2 separate regions of the Mus musculus genome follow, and region 2 is linked to region 1. Evidence: chromatin loops called from intact Hi-C (ENCODE). Cell type or tissue: heart. All regions are shown on one strand.

The links. A loop is a pair of places that touch in the nucleus more often than their neighbours do. Peaks named below come from ENCODE experiments on the same cell type or tissue, not always from the same donor. Only the 100,000 strongest peaks of a DNase experiment are listed, where the experiment ranks them.
Region 2: a loop joins it to region 1, with 2.0 times the contacts of the local background. A loop is called at or near these places in 4 of 42 quality-filtered maps.

What each region holds. Positions count from the first base shown.
Region 1 is chr4:111,492,870-111,495,369 of GRCm38, reverse strand. The region is part of intron 6 of Agbl4 (ATP/GTP binding protein-like 4); the gene reads right to left. Among named protein-coding and RNA genes, the nearest start is that of Bend5, 79 kb to the right of the region's middle. In heart, a CTCF peak has its summit at 1,499 (motif pointing right); no DNase peak of the experiment used is centred here.
Region 2 is chr4:111,413,650-111,416,149 of GRCm38, reverse strand. The region is part of intron 6 of Agbl4 (ATP/GTP binding protein-like 4); the gene reads right to left. It overlaps Bend5 (BEN domain containing 5), which reads right to left and starts at 1,144. Exons shown (of 6, transcript NM_026279.3): 1 at 750-1,144. The coding sequence starts at 975. In heart, no CTCF peak of the experiment used is centred here; DNase peaks (open chromatin) are centred at 1,149 and 1,669; H3K4me3 peaks cover 2,003 bases; H3K27ac peaks cover 1,848 bases.

The DNA of each region.
Region 1 (2,500 bases):
GCTTTCCCTCCCCTGTACTCCAGGCTATCTAGGCTAATTTAGGGGTGTCTTTAGTTGGGCCCTGGGCAGAGAATGGCCACTGGGCTTGAGGCAACTTCAAGGGAAACTCCATGGAACAAAGCTCAAAGAAGCATGAAGCATCAGTAAGATGGCCTGAGCTGACCAGCTAGGCTGTGATAAACGCAGGGAGTGAGTGACCAGGAGGTAAGGCAAGAGAAGCTATTGGGGTACAGTGGTGAGAAGCACAGAGTGCACAGACTGCCCTTAGCCAGCCCCGTGCTTTTGACCCAAAGGCAAAAGAAACCACCCAAAGCTACTTACCATGTTGACTACAGAAACTAGACTGAACCAGACACTGGTCCTGACACACACACACACACACACACACACACACACCAAGTCCTTCCCCTATCCCTGCCCCCATCCCCTGCTGTAGTAGGTTCTTCTACTACTTGTATACCTAGGTTAGATCCAGTGGCACTTCTGTCCTTTAGTTCTGTCTAATCTATAGCATCCCTGTGTGTTGTGAACCACAGATTCACATCTCCTTTCACAAAGAGGAAATGAAGGCTCCCTTAGGAGGGAAGCTTTGCCTAGGAGGAGGGCCTGGAACTGAGCAGGATCCTGGTTTCAAATCGCTCCTACTATGTCTGGCATCATGCCAGGTACTCTCATCCTACCCTCACAACGACCAGGCCATGTCATTATCTCTGTTCTATGGAGGAGAATGCTAAGGCCCAGAGACACTTAGTCACTACCCAAAGTCACAGAGCAAATATGTACAAAGGAGAACAATACTGGAATGTAGGTCTAGATGATCCCAGAACCCTGGCAGCTCATGAGAGCTGGTCTTCCTTCTTTGCATTTTGAAGGTAGGATAATTCATTTAGCTGCCATGGGAAGGGAGGATTCTGCTGACCACACTATTTCCCCACACCCGGGTTCTTCTAGTCACTTAAACCTGACTCCAGAAAGATGTTACTTATCTGTAGCTAGACTCACTGTCTTGACAATGCGGACTTGGCCTCATTTCTGCCTGTGTTATTTAGAGCTCAGCATAAGGCTGGGGCTTTGGGATCAGGCAGAAGGCATTTGCCTCCTGGATGGCTTCTTACTGCTCTATAATCTTAGGCATGAACAAGCCCTCTGGACACTGCAATTCTGCTTTCCACAAGCAGGGAAGAATGGTGCCTACTCTGCACAGATGCTGGAAGAATACAAAATAGCAGCGCATGGCAAGAACTCAATTAATCATTGCTTGACAATTGCTTTTCACATTTATCTTGTGTCTCTCTCTGTACCAGGTGCTGTTTGCTGTCATGCTCAGGTTCCATCGGCCTCCCTCAGAGCAACACAGTGCCTACCTGCTAGCATGTGCAACTGAGGCCGACCTCTGACCTTTAGAACCACTCTGCCCCACCCCTTCAGCTCTCTTCCTTCCCCACAGGACTAGACCTGGCAAGAAAGGAAGGTTGCAGAAGTTATCACTCCTGCACAGGAGGGGGCGCTGCTCCCTGGCCCTAACCTTAATGGGAACTCAGGTATCAGCTTCATTTTGTGTCTCAAGTTCTTTATTTGTAAACAGTGGAAAATAATCCCCATCCTTCTAGTGTCTTGGCTGCTTCTAGTGTCAAATTGGCTGATAGTTACTACATCGCTCTCAAACTGTGACTATGTTGCAGGGTTTATGATGACCACTAGCATCTGCTTTCAAAATAGCATTCTACTCTCTGTCCTGTATGTGATGGTTTACCTTAACACTTACCATATTTTCAGCATCCAGTAGATGACAGTTCCTGTACTGGGTTAGAAGTAAAATAATCTGAAACTACTAGAAGAAGCAGACATGAATGAATGAATTAATGAATGAATGAATGAATAATGAGTAAGAAACATGTAAAATTACCCTTCATTGAAACATCTGGATGTTGGTATGGTAGCTGGCTAGTAATACTTAACATAGAACCTTCTGTCTTTCTATCAGAAGCCCCACAAAGACACATGGGATAATAAAAGCTGACAAAAGTGCTACATATCGTATTTGAGGATGGGGCAATTTTATGTCTGCTCCTACAGCAAATCGTGTGAAAATCCACTTTCCGTACATCCTGCTCCTAGGTGTAGGATGTGCTGAGAAGTGAAGTGGGAGTCTCTGCAGAGGACCTGCCTTTGAGCCGCAGGGCTCCCATCCTGCTGCTCTAGGACTCTGCGGCTCTCCTGTCTTCTTGAGCTTCTACTGAGAAACAGATCTGAGCTGTGGCCTCAACAGGAAGCAGAAGATGGCTAGTATCCACAGGCACAGAGAACATTAAAAGAAGGACTTGTGAATATAAGACAGGAAGTGCTTGGAAGAAGTGTTTGCTGGAGAAAGGAGGGCAATGCAAACTGTATGAGAAAGTCAACTTCAGGGGTGCGGTGGAGTGGTGGTAAATCACCCTCTTAGCAGATCTGGGGGACATAAACTTGGACTTTAGGTCTGACCCTGGAAGGCCTCACCCCT
Region 2 (2,500 bases), 79 kb after region 1:
GCCTGCCTGTCAGCCTGTCTCCTTTCCCTCTTCCCCACCCCCAGGTGTGATCAGAGTTAGGAGGTCAGGCCCTCACCTGAACTAGAAACTGTTTGTACCATCTTTCTCTCAAGGAGCCTTCTGGGAGATGCATAAAGTGGGGTGGAGATGAGGCTACCTAAGGCCCTTCACCTCCTCACCTGTGCCCCTTGGGCAGTACACTGAGGTTTGGTCTCCTTGTCCTAATGATGGCCCAGATGGAACAGTGTCAGAGATTCCTTCTGTGAAAAAGGGCCCCCATCAAAAGGACCTAACACTGCTTCTTGCTCCAAGGAGACGCCAAGGGCCTTAAAGGGAGAGAGGGAGGTACAGTTTTCGAAACTTAAGATGGAAAGCAACACAGAGGGAAGTAACTGAGAGAGGTGAAGGTGAGAGATGGGAGAGATGACAGCTAGAGTAGGCAGCTAGAGAAGCAGAAAATGAAGAGCCAAGGGGAATACAAAAGAGTCAGAAAGAAGAGAGCAGAGTAGAGAAAGCTGACTGACAGCAAGGCGCAGGAGTGTCAGAGAAGCAAGGAAGACAAAGGGGACCCTCAGGTCTTTTTAACTGGTTTGGCCTCTTAGAGACACCTGGTACCCAAAAGAAAGCCCAAGGAGTCGGAACGGGAGGCAAGAGCAAGCGGTGGCTCCCTGGCCCCAGCCGCCCGGCCTCTCCCGGAACCAGCCCCAGGTCCGCCCGGTCCCAACGCCCCTCCCGGCCCGCTCGCTCACCTGCCAGCGCCAGGATCTGGGCCTTGTGGAGCAACAGCGCGCCCCAGTCCCGAGGGGCACGCGGGGGACTCTCGGGCTCGGCGCCCAGCTCCTCCGGGCCCCGGTACACCGCGTACACCTTCTGGTTGTCAAAATCCAGTCGCGAGCGGGGACTGAAGTCGCGCACGCACGACACGGGCAGCGCGTAGCAGACGTTGTCCTCCAGGAACCGCACAAAGGCGTACATGGTGGGCGCCGGGGGCGGGCCCGGGCGCCGGTCAGCCCGTGGGGCGGTGCGGAGGTGGGGACCCCTAGAGGGGCGTGAGCCGCAGCCGGGCCGGGGGCGGGGAGGCTCCCCGGGGCCCCGGCTCCCCCCACTGTTATTGTTCCTGAAAGCCCCGCTCTGCCAATCGGCTGCTCTCGCCTGGGCGCGGAAAAGGGAGGGGAGTGGAGAGAGCCGGGCGAGGGGCGGATGAGGGGGTTTTGAAGCACACCGCCACTTGCGAAGTCAGACCCGAGCAATCACAGCCGGAGTGCGATTGCAGTAAGGTGGGGAAAGAGCATATATGATAGTAGCGTTAGAGGATAGGAGGAGCGCTGCTAAAAGTCGCTTTCGGGCGGATTCAATAGTTTAGTGTTTCGAATTTAGCTAAGCGCCTCCGTTCCTTCAGTCCACCCTCCAAACCCATTTCCCCCTTTTCTCTTTCTTTTGCAAAATTGCCAGCACCTGCTGTGAGGGTCAGTGAGCCAGAAACATTCCCCTAGAGCTGCCAAACCAGTTTTTGGCCAGAACTAGAGTAATCTGAGGTTTCCAGTTGAACCAGCTGCTGGGATACCAGAGGGTTAGACCAGGGCTGTTTTTATCCTAAGGGAGCAGCGGCACCCCTCTTCCCTGTGGTCTTTCTCCATTGAGGAATCGCCTCCACTACTTGTTGATTCTGGGCTGGAACAGTTGGAATGAAACAAGGATGGAGGGCTCTAGGGAGCCAGAGCAGAGGCCGGACTTTCTGGAGTCAGTTGAGTTCAGGAGCCAAACTGGGCAGAACAGCAGTCCCTTCTCTGTTTCCAAAATCACAGATGAGAACCTGGAAAGGTTGGTTCCTGCAGACAAACCACACCTTCCAGAGAAAGAAGGCTGAGAGTTGTACTTGTTCTGTATTGTATGCTTACAGGGAAACTGAGCTATTTATATTCCAATTGTCTAGCTCAATACCAGGGTATTTGTCAGAGAGAGATTGGTGAATTTTGGGGGAAGGATAAACAGAATTTCACATACATCCATTCTTCCACTTATTCTTTTATTCAAGTAACTAATATTTTTCTGAGCACACACTCCATGTTATATTGTAGGCTTGGTGGTCTATAGAAAGAATAGATACCTAGGACCTTGTAGTATTTACTAAAGTATTAGAACTTGAATCTCAGTTGGATCCTATGTCAATATTAAATTACTGTCTGAATAACCCATTTTTTCTGCTACTTGTAATCTTTCATTCTAGTCTGAGAGCATTAAGAAAGCTTAATAATGAGGTTATAGTGAGAAAAGTATTCTCATAAAGGCATGCATAAAGGAGGTGGTAGATTTAACGAAATGCTATGTTTTTAAAAACTCATTTAAATAAATTTAACCTGTAACAAAACAAGTGCACTGAAATGTTTATTATGATTCTGAGTTTCTTGCATAGGTGAGAGATTTTGTTTTCTCTTGTACTCTTTATGCTCATATTCCACATACACACATTCTTGTTGCTAGTCCTCACAATAATAATAAA